Linked DNA regions of Mus musculus: region 2 is linked to region 1. Evidence: chromatin loops called from intact Hi-C (ENCODE). Cell type or tissue: gastrocnemius. All regions are shown on one strand.

Region 1 (8,000 bases):
AGGGGACATACAGCCAGATGGTCAAGCAAGACAGCCCACCAAATAGACAAAGCACCGGAAAAAGGGTATGTATGGAAGGACAGACACACAGTGCGTGAACAGACAGCTGGACACATGGATGGACAGCTAGCAGAAGGACACAGCAGGCAGAGGCTGAAACCCGATGAGGTACCTTTGTTAGTACAGGCCATCCACTGCAAGGGTGTGACATCATAGTTATGCTGTCCTACGGAGAACGTGAACACACGTACCTGCCGGGACGATGAGGTTATCACAATGGCCACCGGAGGACGACGGCCCTCTCCCGTCCTGGACCCAGCTCAGGGCAGCCACCCACCAGGGCTGAGGCTCACCGTCCGATTGGGCCAATTGTACTTTTCGAAGACATCCTGCACGCGATCCTCACCCCCATCCGTGAACATCATGATCATCTTATTGCAGTTAGCCCGCGTGATGTTGGACTAGTGGAGGATGAACACAGAGTCAGGCAATCCTTGGTCTCTCACAGGTCCAGGGTGGGGCTTCCTCCCTCACGGCAGATGGTACTGTCTGTCTAAGCTGCCTGTTTACTATTAACAAGGCAATCCATCTTCATCTTCCCATGTCACTAAGCCTGGTCCCTCGCCCACCCCTTGCTACCCATTTGCCCACCCGTGGGGCTCACATTCTGTAGCTGGTCAAAGGCATACTCAAAGCCGGCCTTGTAGCCTGTGGTGCCCTTGGCCACCATGCCCTGCACAGCTTCCTTGAACACCTTCTTGTTACGCACATTGGCCTGCACCAGGTGTGTGAAGCAAGACACAGGCTGCGCCTTCTCGTTGAACTGTGGGGACAGTGGGGGGTGGTGAGTGGCTTCAGGCTGGCCACACAGTGTGCAGCTGTTGTACAGGGCTGATGGTTGTCATGGGAGCAGGTTGGATGGGGGTGAGTGGTACCCATCCTGCCTGCCACCTTGCCACTCACTGAGGCCACGTTCACATAGTCATCATCAGAGAGCGTGTCTAGCATCTCACAGACGGACGTCTTCATCAGCTTCAGAGTCAGGCCGCTCACGCTGCCACTCCTGGAAACCAGGCATGGAGGGGGCGCATGCATGTGGGCTCTCAGGGTTTTCCCGTCCTTCCCTCATAAGGTGCCCGGGCAGAAGAGTCCAGTCCTAGCCCATCCCACCAGCCTACAAGGCTCACTCACACATCCACAATGATGACCATGTCCTTGGGTGATGAGGCCCCCTGTATATACCTGCCAGTGAGAAGACTCAGTTAAGGACGGCACCTCCGGGACCTGCGGGGTCTTCCTTCTTCCACCCACTTACTGATTCCTGTGCTTCTTTCTACTGACCACGCACTATGGGGGTTGGAATGGGCCTGGGCACTGGGAAGACCATGCTCAATAAAAAAGACAGTTTTTTTTTTCTTGTGACGTGAGTGATCTGGTTCCCTCATTAAGTAAACAAGAGGTGAGGGGGAGGGGCAGGTGATCCACGGGGACAGAAGGCTTTAGTGGCTTGTGTCCTCTGTCCTAGAGAGACTCCAGAGAGTCTGGCTGTGTAATGGAGGAGGGAGGGAAGATCATGGAGTAGTGTGAGAGAGGCAGAGCAGAGGGTCGGGGTGTCCAGGGATCAAATGAGTAGGTGGGGCCGGCTGACCTGACGGAGGCTCTAGCTACCCCTGGAAGCACCCTCCCTGGTCTGCTTTCAGTTCTGAGTGGGTGTGGGGGGGCTGGGTAGTGGACGACACGCGTGGGGGCAGAGGCAGCTGGGCGGCTTGCCTGGGCGATGGGATCCATTTTCCAGTGGCAGCGATGTGTGAAATGAAAATTGGATAGAGCTGGCTGCGCCCTGCTCGGAGGTCTGGATATTGGGAGGGAGGGGAGCGGGCACGAAAGATGGGGAGTTGAGGGGGTGTCTCGCCTCCACCCCCCTTGCTCACTCACCAGGGTCGTCTTCTGACATCGTACAGGTCAATCTTCTTGGGGGCTCGCCATGGTGTGGCTGTGGAAAGAGGGGGTGAAGGGGCCCGGCCCGGCAGAAGGGTCTGACTGGAGCAGGCGGGAGTGATGGGGATTGACCTGGTTCATTGTACCCCATGGACCTCAGAATGGGTAGGCTTGGAGATGGAGCAAGACGGGTGCTGGATGGGCCAGGGAGACAGTGGTGCCTACCTGGGTAATAGCGAGTGACTCCCGTGGCACTGCCAAAGACTTGCCACAACAGTGTAGGGTCTTGCCTACGGTTCTCAATGAAGACGTTCTCCAGGGCCTCTGTCCAGTTAAGCTCATTGAGGATGACGGTAGCTGAGGGGCAGGGCAGAAGGCTGGGGTTGGGAGGTTCGGGGTCGCCCCCTGCTAAACCCATCTCCGTGGCCTCCCCTGCTTTCTGCCTGCCCAGGCTTTCTTTGATTTCCCAGGATCTCATGTGGGGCCACACCAGCTCTTCCAGGGAGATTTTCTTGCTCTCCCTCCTCTAAATCATCAAAGGAATATCTCAGCCTACCCCTCATCCAGGCCTCGGTGAGCAAGCAGGGCTGATGTGGTTTGTGGCCTGTGGAGAAGGGCCGCCTGGGTGGCAGGGAGCTGTGAGTTGGGCCCCCATCCAGCATGCTGCCTGGAGCCTGCAGCCGGCCCCCAGGGAGCTCACCCACTCAGCATGCACTCCAGGCCGCAGCCACAAGAAAGCAATTAAGGGCCCGCTGATGGGGCTGGAATTATTCAGCTATTAAGGTACCTGATAAGCTGGAAGCCACTCAGCTCCATGATTAATCAACTGGGGCCAGGAGCAGGCAGGGGCAGCAGTGGGGGCTGCAGAGGGGCAGGGGTGGGGCCAGGATCCTCTTCCGACACAGGCGCGCACACACACTTGCACACATATGCGCACGTACATACAGCCTGCATCCATGGCAGGCATCGCTGCCTCTAATTTCTGTGCTTCCAGCCAAACGTAGGAGCCCCAGCCCCTTACGCCCAAACCCACCCAATTGCTACCATGGGCGAGGGGTACACAGGAGCTCTCACCACCAGTTACCCACCCTCATTAACCCCTGTGGCTGCACTTGGGTGGCCCCTCCCTTCTGCCAGGCCTACCACCGACCAAGGCTGATCTCTACTCTGTTGACCAACCTGGATGGCATTCTTGTCCCATCACTCAGGGTGCCCCGAAGTCTACCTGGTGTGTGTGTGTGTGTGGCATGTTTTTATCTCTACACTGGATCAGGCCACTCTACCCTCCGTGATCCCTATCAGAGATCTCAAGTGACAGGCAGAGAAGGTTCTCTCAGGCCTTTGATTCCCTGAGAACAGATGAGCTGTGCCTGACAGCCTCTCAGGCCCTGCCGGTGCCCAGGGGCCTGCCAACCCTCGCCCGCCCCTCTGCCTTTGCTTTGTGTGCGGGCTGTGCTGTGTCTCTGCTGTCTTGCTCCCTGAGCTTGGCTTTCATCCCTCTCTGTCTCTGGTTCTTCTTAACTGACCACAATATCAACATGAAACCTCTTTCTTCCATTGGCTCTGCCTATTGAGCAGCGTGTTATGGTCCTGTTTCTGATTTAGAAGCCTAGTGAGTTGAACACTTCTATTTTTCTTTTTAAGGAAAAAATGAAGCGTGGCACCCAAATGTTTCGCACAATGCCATGTGTCCTTGAGTCTGCATGGCATGCCTACCCATCCCTGGGCCTCTTCCTGTCTGAGAAACTTGGAAGTCCCTCAGGCTGCCAGCAGAGGGGTGACTCTTGCTGCAGGTGGATTGTCCCTACAGATATCTGCGACCACAAGGACATACCTGTATGACACACTGAAGCGAATACCCCCACATGCACACACGCCCACGCCACACCCATGCGCACACCCTCAGATCACAGTGAGTTGGGAAATGGGGACCATGCCCCCTCAGGCAGGCGATTACAGATTTAATTAAAAGTGACACAGTAAATAAAGAACATATAAAATGTAATTTGTGTGGGTAGCGAGGGGTGACTGGGGAGGGTGGTGTGGCTCCTGTTTTAATTAGTGTGCCTGCCTGTGATAGTGCCTCTCGACTGGCTCATGCAGGTGATCTGCTGGCATCCTGCTGGGGGCGGGGCTGGCTGACGTTGAGGGCGACAGGGGCTTCCTGGAAGACCCTAGGGTTCCCCCTTTTCCTGGAACCTATACAGTAGCTCTGCCTCCTTTGCCCCCATTTCCCCAGCATCCCAGCACACCATCCTCCACCTCCTCCAAACCCAGCAGATTTTGAGACTGTCCTATAGGTAGGTGCTCACATGGTAATGTCAGAACCAGGCAGGGCCTTCAATCTACTGCTGGAGGAAGTTCCTAAGGAACTGGAACAGTATATGGAGAAGATGCCTAGAGCCAAACACCAGATGAGGGGCCCCAGCAGTAGACTGGAGCTATAATGACTCCACTGTGCAAAGCTGTCCCACCCCTGGGACTTGGAATCTCAACCATATTTTCCTGGTCCCCCTTCACCACACTCTTGGCTATTGCAGGATAGAAACCATTTCCCATTCTTTCAGCTCTGGGCCATAGAGAGAAGTGGGTTAGTCAGGCCTGTGACTGTTGTCTACGGCAGCTGCCTTGCGGCCTTTAATCTCTGTGTCCACCTTATGCTGGCATTTCCCAGCCAGCCCCTCTTAATAGAGTCAGAGACGGGCAGGGGCGGCAAGGGGCTGTTCTGGGGGCATTCAGCCCAGCAGTGAGAGCAAGGGATGTATGTGTGCATGTATATGTGGGATATGTGTACACATAGGCTTAGACCATACCAGCAAAGAAGCTGTGTTTCAAGTTCTGCCAAGTGTGAAGGTCTATATGTGGGTAGGTCAGAGAAATGAACGTGTATGACCTTGGGTGCAGGGGACTGGCCAGAGGTAGGTGGCACTAGCTTTCTATCTCAGGGACCTGGAATGCTCAGGGAGTGGGCCCTACCCCACGTGGGTGGGAAGGGCTCTTCCCCCCTCCCCTTACACTTACAGCCTTTGTAGATGTCTGTGGGGATCTGCACAGCCGTGTATGAATAGTTGACTTTGTTCTTGAAGTTTGGGTCCTCGATGAAGTCCAGCCTTAAGGCGCTGGTCTTGGATCCCCTCTCCATATCTTCACTCTCAGGGTCATCCTGCAGAAAGCACCCCCACCCGTGTCAGGAAAATGGTGAGTGGGTTGGTTAGGCTCGCAGGTGAGGACAGGGAGGGCCAGAGTCCAGAAGACAGGGTCATCTTAAGGGCAGAGGTTATTGTAGAGACAAGAGACAGATGGAGAGACATGGGAGAACATGGGTACAGCATATGGACCCCTTATCCAGAAGGCTTCCCTGGGTGAATTTGCCTGCCTTTGCCCATCCATTTGCCAAATCACAGCTAAAACCAAAACCAAATGACCCCTTCTCTACATCCTTGAAAGGCAACTGTCAGTGAAGGAGGCAAACAGGAGAGCCAGTTAGGAGTGGGCTGCAGACTTCTGCTTCCAAGGACACGCCTTGTGCAATTACAGCAAAGCCTTGGCAGGCAGCTTTGCACCCCCATACTCCCCGCTGAGTCCCACCCTTCCCCCCCACCCCCGCCGTATACCGGCTCCTTTAGTACCAGACAGTCCTAGCCCCATTTGGGGAACCATCTCCCATAGCAGGGTAGCTCTAGAGATGAGTGGGGGCTAGTACAGAGACCGAGTGACCTACAGAGGGAGGGTCTACCATGCCCGCTAGCAGCAGGACTATAAAGGCCCCCGTTGATTTTCTAAAACAAGCTGCAGCTGCCTGACAGGTGCCAATTATGGTATCTCTCGGCCAGGCAAGCTGGGCATGCGCTGTGCAGCCCCCCAACCCCCAGCCGCCTACTACTACAGGCTGGCAGGAGTGGCGCCTTGGCTACAGAGACGATGCTGCCGCCCATGGGGGAACAGGCTCCAGTGCAGGTGTGCAAGCAAGGCAGGAAGATGCTGGAGAAAGTACAGAGGAAGAAGAAAAAGCCAGACAGGGAGGCAAGGGAGACGTGTGGAATGCTCCACACACTCCCACACCCTGTTTCCCCACCCAAGACCCTTTTGAGTAAGTTCAGCGCAGGCTCCATTTATCCTTTTCCCAATGGGTCTCCAGGGTTGCTCTTCCTTGGCTCCCTGAAGCCCAGACTTCTCCCTCCTAGAGCATTTCAATCTCTTGGTTACTGCCCAGGTCATTTCCACCAGGCCACATCCTAGGACACAGCTCTGAAGTGACCCGAGTCTGTCCCCTACCCATCTTTCAGGGATGGTTTTGGACATCAACATTCAAGCTGTCTATTGTCCTTCCTGCCCTTCACCGGGCACGCCCACCTCCTGCCCGCTTTGGGAAGCCCCTGGAATGTCCTTAGGTGCTGGGTAAAGCCAGGGTAGGCAGCTGCTGAGCATATGGGCTGGAGTAGGGAGCCAGCGGTCTGGGAGGTGTAAGCCACGTATGCTCCACTCAGAGGGAGAGGCGTGGGAGAAGAAAGCCCCCCCAAATGTCAGCGGCAGATGAAGGGCACTGAAAAATTTAATCTCCCAACTTTCCCAACTAATGTGACATTTGGATTCCATTCTGATAAGCCTTCAGCCTTCGAACTTTCTCCTTCTCTTCCCCCACCCCCACCTTCTGGCTGGCAATTTAAAAGTAAATGGTCTAGAAAGATCTCTAACTGTACCTCTGGCAAAGATTAAAAACAAACCAAACAAAACAACACAACACACTAAGCAGGGGACTTGGTGTGTGTGTGTGTGTGTGTGTGCGCGAGAGTGCACATGCACGAGCGCTGTTATTTATATCAGGCTTGGAGCTTCTGGCCTCACTGACCCTAGCCCAGGCCTGACTAGAGCAGTGCTTCCCTACTGGGTAGTTCAATCCCCCTGCAGGGCCGGGAGGCAGAGCGGGAGGCGTTTGGAGCCAGGGTTGGGGTCCTGGATAGAGTTGGGGGCTGCTGGAGGCAGGAAGCTGTGTCCTGGTCAGGATTTGGGTACAAGGCTGTCCAGGGGGGCTCTCAGTGCTAGCGGAACCTAGGAGTTCAGTGCGGTGGGCAACTGTAGTCTCCTGGTTTATATTTAATGTACTGATTGCTAAAATTACAGCCCGCTGCCGAGGGGGGTAAGGAATTAGATTCAGGGTCTAATTAAAGGTTCGCTCTTCATTTGAATTTCAGATTCCAGCTTTAATTTTAGCAACTTCTCCGGGAGCCACGGAGCTCAGCCAAGGGGAAATGCACCTGCTTGAGCCCACCCCCTCCTTCTCAGGCCCCCCACTTTCCCTAAGGCTTCCTAGGCTAACCTAGCATGATGGCCTCCCGCCCAGGTATCCTTTCCAGCCTTCCCACCCCTTGTGTCACAGGCTACCTCTGTATAGGCCAGGAAAGCCTCCAGGCCTCCAGGCCTCCGGGCCAGAAAAGGAGATGCTGGACCTTGGGTTTTTTGTATCAGCAAACAGAAATCAGTACTAGACACTATACCACTGCACCCACGCTGTTTACAGTTAGGTTCAACCACTGTGCTTTGGAGTCAGACACTGGTAAGTTCACAGAACACTAGCTACTCCCAAGTGCTCGAACCCAGGGACACTGTTGGTGTCCTCTGTGGCTCTCTTTGTCACCCCATAGTCATTCTTGCTGAGCCCTCTCATGATGGGGACCTCACCACCTTCCAAGCTAACCCAAGAAGACCTGAGGTCATGGGATATGGAAATAAAATGGTTTAGCTTCAGCGTTGCTGCTTCTGGGAGACTATCATGGTTCGAGCTGAGCCCCATCTGGAAACAGATGCAGGAACTGGGCTGCCTCTGTATTTGAAGCCACCAAGAGATGTGGGGCCAAGCAATGATAGTGAGGCCAGGCCATGGGTTCTCTACATAGCTTGATGCAAAGTTCCCCAAATCACAAGGAAAGGAGCCTCTACTGTCCTGGGCCAGGGCTTAGATGTCACCATGTCTCACTCCCATGTACCTACCCCAGGAAGTCCTGAAGTCTATTTCTTTCTCCTCTCTACTCCCATGGAGCCCAGAGAGCCCCTCATACTGGGAT
Region 2 (8,000 bases), 610 kb after region 1:
GGGCTGGGAAGGTTCCCTCCAGAGAGAGAAGACTGGGGTGCAGGATTCCTGAGCATTGGCAGGGGCCAGGGCTTGCTCAGCATGGGCCTTGTTCACGTGTACCTTTGGATAGGATTCCAAAGAGAATGAGGATTGTTGATTTTTTTTAAAGATTTATTTATTTATTATATGTAAGTACACTGTAGCTGTCTTCAGACACTCCAGAAGAGGGCATCAGATTTCGTTACAGATGGTTGTGATCCACCATGTGGTTGCTGGGATTTGAACTCCGAACCTTCAGAAGAGCAGTCGGCACTCTTAACCACTGAGCCATCTCACCAGCCCCTGTTGATTGTTTTTAAGGAAGGGAATAATGACAGTGGTGTGGCATTTAAGCAATGACTGAACAGTCTCAAGTGGGAATACTCAAAGCCTTTATGACAGGAAGCCAGCTTTAGGAGAGAAATTTACTGCAATGAATTTCTCTCTTAGATTCGTTTATTTTCCAGCATGCAGCTCAATAGAGTGGCTACTCAGCTAATGAGAAGAGGAACAAATGAAGAGGGCCTGCTAGTGTTGGTAGAGGAAAGTTGTTGGGATACTTGTAACCATAGATAGTTTACATCTGTCTCTTTTGATAGTATCTTCATATCAGTAAGTTGCCTCTGCTCTCAGAACAGATCTTAAAATAGTGTATGCTGGGTTAGGCAATGTTCAGACTAACATTCCATAGAAAGAGTATAGGATCCTGGACTTGACTTGTCATTTCTGTCTCTCATTCCTCCTGATAAACTGCTAGTGCTTTCATTCTGAATGGCTGTAATCCATTTAACTCTAAAGAGATTGCACTAGCATAAGCCTTCTCAGGCCAGTGACAGAGTGAGGCTCAGAACTCCTCTAGGCCTCAGACAGGTGTGAACATTGGCTATAGAATCCTGCGAACAAGTGCTGGCTTGGGTTACGTGTCAGTTTCATGCATCTGTCCTTTCCTCCTACTGCCTACCATGCTTTCTTAGCTATTGCCTGATTCCTTCCTATTTCCTGTTCTTGATCACAGCCCCATGAACTTGATGGGCACAGGCCGCCATTCCTCATCCTCTCTCTCCTCACATGCATCTAGTGAAGCAGGAAACATGATGATGATGGGTGACAACTCTATGGGTGAAGCTCCTGAAGACCTCTACCACCACATGCAGGTACCTGAGCTATGCAAGAATGAGCAGGGTACCACGGCTAGAGGACTCGCCTTTCTGGAGTCTCCATAGCTAGCAAGGCTGCCTTCTTTCTCTAAACCACCCCAAGTCTTAGTTCCCATGCCGCATTTTTCAGACCTATCTCCTCTTATGAATTGCATGGCCAAGATCTTCTGCCAAATTAGTGTCCTATTTGGCAATCCTGATAGCTAAGCCCTCCTTTCTTCTCCATGTACAGCACAATAGAGCCAACGCAACTGTCTTGCTCCATGTGGATGGTGTGGATTGTCCTTAGCGCACACCATCAGTGCAGCCTCCAGCCTGGTCCGCAGTAAAGGATCTGTCACTTGGCCTGGGTCTTCTAGGACATGAGTGCATGAGCCAGCTCTCTCTGTCTCTGCCAGGGTTACAGCACTGAGCTCTCAGACGTACTCATCTCTATTCCTTTGCAGCTTGCATATCACAACCCCAGGTACCAGGGCTCAGTCACCAACGTCTCTGTTCTGTCCTCGTCCCAGGCAAGCCCTTCTTCCTCCAGCCTGAGTTCTACACATTCAGCTCCGTCCCAGATGATCACCTCTGCCCCTTCCAGCACCCGAGGTAAGGATGGCAGGATGCTGCTTGCTGAAGGAGAACACAAAGCTTTGTGAACTCTATTTCTCTTCCTTTCATCTGGCTTTGTGTCTTTGAGAGTGGCCTTGTTGTCGCCAAAGGACACTGAATTCCTTTTGTAGATTCATAAAGAAGGTCTTTTTTTAAAGATTTACTTATGTATTATATATAAGTACACTGTAGCTGTCTTCAGACACACCAGAAGAGGGCACTGGATCCCATTACGGATGGTTGTGAGCCACCATGTGGTTGCTGGGATTTGAACTCAGGACCTCTGGAAGAGCAGTCAGTGCTCTTAACCAATGAGCCATCTCTCCAGCCTGATAAAGAAGTTTTTGAAGTTAGAGAAAAATAACAAGGCAGGCAAGCTGGAATTCTCACCAGCAGCCTGGAGGAGAGATGTGGAAGAAGGAAAGAGAGAGTTAAACTTTTCTGAGTTAGAAGTCAAAAAAGCAGGTAGGTTCAGCAATATAAATCTACAAGAAGCTACAAGGAGTGAAAATCTTTGGGAAAGATGGGAACGGAACGGACATTCCCAGAGTGTCGGGATAAGGTTTAGAATTGGGTAGATGTCGAGGAAAGTGAAATGAAGAGAGGAGAGAGGGAGGTTTTTAGTTGAATGAAAAGTAACAAGGGTGTATTAGAAGACAAGAGACTGCGCAGCTGATGCCTTTGTGATTTGGGGAGGGGATTTTTGTTTGGGGTTTTTGTTGTTGTTTTGAGATAAATTCTCACTATGTAGTCCCTACCTGGTGTGGAACTCAATGTATAGACCAGGACTACTGGAAATTACAGAAATCCACCTGCCTCTGCCTCCCAAATGCTGGGGTTCAGGAAGTGCCACCATGCTTGTCCTCCTTGTACAGTTTTTATTGATGGGTACAAAATCTCCTTCCTAAGGGGAGGCCATAGACAAGGCCTTGAGTGTACAAGCAGTTCTCCACCTTTCATACCCACTAAGGAGGGAAAAAAATCTAAGTTTGGATTAGCCTGTGGCTAGCTCAGAGTTGTTCTGGGTAGTCTAAATTTAGGGCACACCTAAAGGTTAAAAACAACCTGCATTTACTATTGTCAGTTTTACCTTCTAGATTTCTTAGCTTCTAGATTTCTTAGGCCAGTAATAAATAAACAATAGCATATATTACTGTCAGTTTTCCTTTTGGCTTTGTTTGGGGCCAGTTTGGAGCCCTTGTTACTGAATTAGGTCTAACCTTAGATACAGCCAGCTTGTGGACCATCATCACTCACTAAAGGGCCATGAAGGCTAGCACCTGGAAATGTTTCCAGTCGTGTGTAAAATCTGTCTCCTTTTTTTTTTAAAGATTTATTAATTAATTATATGTAAGTATACTGTAGCTGTCTTCAGACACCCTAGAAGAGGGCATCAGATCTCATTACAGATGGTTGTGAGCCATCATGTGGTTGCTGGGATTTGAACTCATGACCTTCAGAAGAGCAGTCGGCACTCTTAACCCCTGAGCCATCTCTCCAGCCCCCTGTCTCCTTTTAATCGCCTTTAATTCCATGTCTACCGGAGTATTTACTTATCACTGATCGTATTTGTCACAAGGACTCAGGCATTGATATTTATATACCTTAAATAATGCCTGAAAAGTGATGCCTGCTTAGGGACTGTTCATTTTCTCTCTCTGTCTCTCTGTCTCTCTCTCTGTGTCTCTCTCTCTGTCTCTCTCTCTGTCTCTCTGTCTCTCTCTCTCTGTGTGTCTCTGTCTCTGTCTCTGTCTCTGTCTCTGTCTCTCTCTCTCTCTCTCTCTCTCTCTCTCTCTCTCTCTGCCTACCAGCCCCACCTTCGGGTTAGAAATGCTTGTATTTTCAGCACCCAGGCTTGCAGGATTGGGTCACCTCTCCCTAGCTGACTTTAGATCCTGCGCTGGCAGTTTTTTCTGCCATGCTTCCACTTGGTAGCCAGAATTGGGTTTCTGTGTCAGTAAAGGGACAGGACCCAGGAGAAAACCCAGTTCTTTCCCACTGAGATGCTTGCCATGCAAAGTGGTCTGATCTGTCAACCAGTCACTGGCTATTGATTTCAGACTTCAGAAGGATGAGTTCTTTTTCTTCTAATTATTTTGTATACAAAGAAAGACAGTATAAACATATAACATTAAGGAAGGGCTCTTTCAATGTATACAAACCTGTGAGACCCTCAGCAGACAAAATGGAAAGAGCTGATGTAGTATGTCCTGGTGGAAAGGTGCAGTGACCAGCCTGGAAAACCTTGACAAAGTGAGGAGAAGTGGGTAAGGTTACAGCAGAGCAGTCACAGGCTAATTTAATCACCTTTGGCTGTGCTCTGCTCAGATGGTTGTGAGCCATCATGTGGTTGCTGGGATTTGAACTCATGACCTTCAGAAGAGCAGTTCAGGGAGGAGGTGAATGCTGAATTGGGGCTACATGTCTTGACACTCACCAGTCCTCTAATGATGGAGGTACTCTTGGCAAACAAGGCAGTGAGTGGTCTGCTCATTCATTAATGTCTTCTTGTCACTGGTAAGTGAAGGAAAAAGCTTCCTTAAATCAGGTCTAGAGTGCAATCCTCCTCCTCACTCCTACATCATAAGATCATTGTCCTTCCTTGACACCCATTGACACCCTGTGCTATGGTTCCTGTAACTGTGGAAATCTGTAAGACCAGAGGCCTGCAAAGTACAGTCTTATTCTTGTAAGTCCGTGGCTCCCCCTGGTGATCAAAAGGCAGAATAAGCCAGTGAAATAGATGTGTAATCCAGTGGACTAGGACCCAACTTGCCTAAGGGTTTTTGGAGTGCACCTGAAGCAATTCAAAAGTCCTATGAATGGACAAGCCCTTATGGTATTTAAATGTCTTAACATTAACATCACCCTTGTCCCACCAAGGGATGGCTGCCTAGGGCAGAGACAAGTGAGTCAGCTGAATTGAAGAAAATTAATGTACAGTCATCCTTTGTTCTGTCACAAGAGGGGCACCACAGTTGGGAGGTAAGTCCTCAGCAGAGCTCCTAGACCTTCGGGAGGATGTTGCTCCATCACAGCCCCAGCGTGGATCAAGGCGTAGATGCACAGTTGGCATCATGAGCCGTGTTTTGACTGAGCTGATGTCAAAGTGATGTTTATTTTTTGACCTTTTTGGATAGTCACATTCAGAGATGTCCAAAGAGCTCAGTCTCTCAGCTGGGAAGGCAGGAGAAAAAAACAGTGGGGTTTGGAGCTTCCCCACCCCCCTTTTTTCTTTTCTTTAAACATCTATCTTCTTGAGATTATTAAAAACAAGATGAAAATCAGTAAAGCCACAAAACAAGAAGTTTAATTTCTTTAAATAACCATACTTTATACATTCCCTTATCAGTGTAGGCCATTGTAAAAGATAAGTCCTAAAGCCTGCCTAGAGGTTCTCTCAGGACTGCAACAGAAAAAGTAACAAAAATAACTGAAAAAGGATACTTGCTGGTATTTACACAGACTTTTTGGACTACAATGGACAGGAGGATTTTTCAAGGACTCATGCAGTGAGCTGGCTGAAGACCTGGGTTTGCTTTGCTTGGATATTGTTACAGTGCTGGCACCACAGGCTCAGGAAAGGCCAGGTGATGGTGGGTTTCAGGGACTCAGAGCCTGCCTAGGATCTGCAAAGACACCTGTCCGCTGAAGCCAGTGGGCTAGTCTCCACTACCCAGCTTCTCAGAGCTGAATCAGCCAGAAGCATTGGGGTCCAGATGACTTTGCCATGAAGGGACTGGTGGGTAGTCTGTTGTCTGATTCAATAAAGTATGTATTTGCAGAACTGTTCATATTACCCCATCACAGGAAAGCTAGCACATTATCTTACTGCTTCTATAGAAAGTTTTCTTAAGAACCACAGATGAGAAGATCCTCAGTGCTCTACCTCAGCTAGAGTCACTGCAGTGTCTTCATAGAAAAGGTCATGAAGCTGGGTAGTGGTAGTACACATCCTTGATCCCAGCACTTGGGAGGCAGACACAGGCAGATCTCAAGTTTGAGGCCAGCCTGGTGTACAGATCGAGTTCCAGGACAGCCAGATCTGTTAACAGAGAAACTGTCTGGAGAAAACCAACAACACAAAAAGAGCCTAGTATAAGTCCCTTAACTTCTTGATTAGTTCCATGCTTATCAAGGGAAGTAGGCAAGGGTCAAACCCGCCTATGTGCAGGGGCCTGCACTTCCAGCTAGACTGGCTTTAAGAACTGCAATAGGCAGAGCTCCAACAGATAGGCAGAACCAAGGTTCTGGGAGCCTACCATCTGGAAGGGATATGCCTAAAAGGAAGCCAGCAGAAAATAGAATCACTGGTGTTTGAAGAAGGTAAGTGTGTGTCAAGTCAGAACATTGTGATTGTTATTTCAAGTGTCTCTTGTCCTTGTTTTATGGCTCTGTCACAAGCTGGCCTTGGCTCCCACCCGGAACCTCTAGAAGATGCTAGTGTCCAGACCACACCTCTGCCCTTAGAGCACAAGGTTCAGAAACCCCAGGAACTCTGCGCCAGGCTTCAGCTCTCCTTACCCTTTCCCTCTGGGTATGATGGTAGCCTCTGTCAGCCAAGATATCAAGGACAGCTTCACCATCCAGCACTAAGTACGCTTCACTCCTCTCGTGCTCTGCTGAGTTAGTTCATTCCTTACTGTGAGGGACACCTACCCTGGTCCTAAGGATGCGTGGCCACTGAGCCTTCCATCTGTGGTTTGTCATCTGTTCGTGATTGTTCTCACTTGGTTACAGGCTCTCCCTCTCTGCCAGATAAGTACCGACATGCCCGGGAAATGATGTTGCTGTTGCCTACACATCGGGACCGCCCAAGCAGTGCCATGTATCCAGCAGCCATCCTAGAGAATGGACAGGTAGCAGACCTAGCCTGACTGACTGTCCTCTGCTACAAGTGTGTTGGCTTGGGCTCCTTCATTGCATTTGCTAAACCTTTGCACAGTCTTGCATGCCTCCCTCATTCTTCTGTAAGAAGGCTGTTGGATTGCGACTCCTGTTTTGAGGAGGACAGTGAATCTGAGGGCCAGAAATCAAGGCAGTGCAGGTATGAGGCAACAGAGTTGAGGCTAGACTTGCTTGGGTATCTATCCAAACCTCTGGCCAGCTTTCTGGACTACTCATTCCCCATTGCTCTGGCATAAGAGGTTGGCTTTTATAACATCTTGAGAAAGCTGTAGTAAGCAATGGTATGAAGATGTCTTTGTGACTTGCTAAGGTTGCCCCTAAAACTTAGTTCTGTAGACACCCTGCTTGGACCAGCAAGTAACACTTGACCCTGTGCAGTTTACCCCTGCCTTTCTCTTCCAAGCCCATAACTGCCCTAGGCCTAAAGTGCCAGGAGTTTCTCAGTGGCACCTCTCTGCCAGCAGAAGTCAGATCTGATGGGAGGAGCCGCTCAGCAGAGCAATGGTACCTGCCAGACTCCAGGTTTGGCTGCTGCTTTCTCTCCCCTTAGTGCTAACCTGGATCTGGGTGGGGCTCTCCAAGAGTTAAGACCTATCAGTGCTCGGGAGGCAGACAGGGAATTTAAACCTTTCTGTCAGTGGTCTCTCTGGCAAACAGAAAGATGTGATAGTAAAATAATGGAAGGCACCTATGTCCTGCACAAGACAACCTGGGTGATGTCTCAAGTATCCATGGAAATGCTCGGATCCAAATATACCTGGACTGTTGCAACAGACTTCCTAGGGCTGGTGTGGAGCTCTTGGCACATCTCAGCATGAGCCCTCTTACTGCTTTGATATCCTCATGTGAGCTTAGGCCGTCCTGCCTCCTGCCTCCCACAATGTAGCTGGCTGTTTTCACACTCTGATATTTTTCTCCTTCCCTCAGCCACCAAACTTCCAGCGGGCCCTGTTCCAGCAAGTAGTTGGAGCCTGTAAACCCTGCAGTGACCCCAATCTGTCTATGGCTGAAAAAGGTACTTTCCCCACTCTAGGAACTCTCTCTTGTGTGTCCCATCTTGAGTGTCTGACTCTTGTTCCTGAGTTACAAACTGTCCAGTCCTGAGCCACAACCCAATGCCTTGGTCTGTCTACCTAGACATAGTGCTAACCAGTTCCTTGGTCCACTGTTTAGACCACACCTGGCATGGATCCTGTTTGTCTATCTGTATATCTCCCTCTCTCCAGGGCCACCCTCATAGAGGCCCAACTGCCATCTGCCTTGAGGTATTCATTGTAACTCAGGCTGCTGTGGGCATCACTCCCCACGTTCTTCCTG

Evidence for each region. Hi-C counts contacts between places; a loop is a spot of excess contacts. Peaks named below come from ENCODE experiments on the same cell type or tissue, not always from the same donor. Only the 100,000 strongest peaks of a DNase experiment are listed, where the experiment ranks them.
Region 2: a loop joins it to region 1, with 2.9 times the contacts of the local background. A loop is called at or near these places in 7 of 42 quality-filtered maps.

Annotation. Positions count from the first base shown.
Region 1 is chr9:107,506,296-107,514,295 of GRCm38, reverse strand. Cacna2d2 (calcium channel, voltage-dependent, alpha 2/delta subunit 2) reads right to left here. Exons shown (of 38, transcript NM_001174049.1): 6 at 4,960-5,101; 7 at 2,164-2,295; 8 at 1,936-1,993; 9 at 1,192-1,242; 10 at 964-1,063; 11 at 665-823; 12 at 354-461; 13 at 173-251. Among named protein-coding and RNA genes, the nearest start is that of Gm34037, 20 kb to the right of the region's middle. In gastrocnemius, no CTCF peak of the experiment used is centred here; DNase peaks (open chromatin) are centred at 3,345, 3,720, 4,079, 5,807 and 2 more places.
Region 2 is chr9:106,900,405-106,908,404 of GRCm38, reverse strand. It overlaps Dock3 (dedicator of cyto-kinesis 3), which reads left to right. Exons shown (of 53, transcript NM_153413.2): 48 at 1,037-1,175; 49 at 1,625-1,772; 50 at 6,516-6,634; 51 at 7,611-7,698. Among named protein-coding and RNA genes, the nearest start is that of Manf, 12 kb to the right of the region's middle. In gastrocnemius, a CTCF peak has its summit at 4,495 (motif pointing left); no DNase peak of the experiment used is centred here.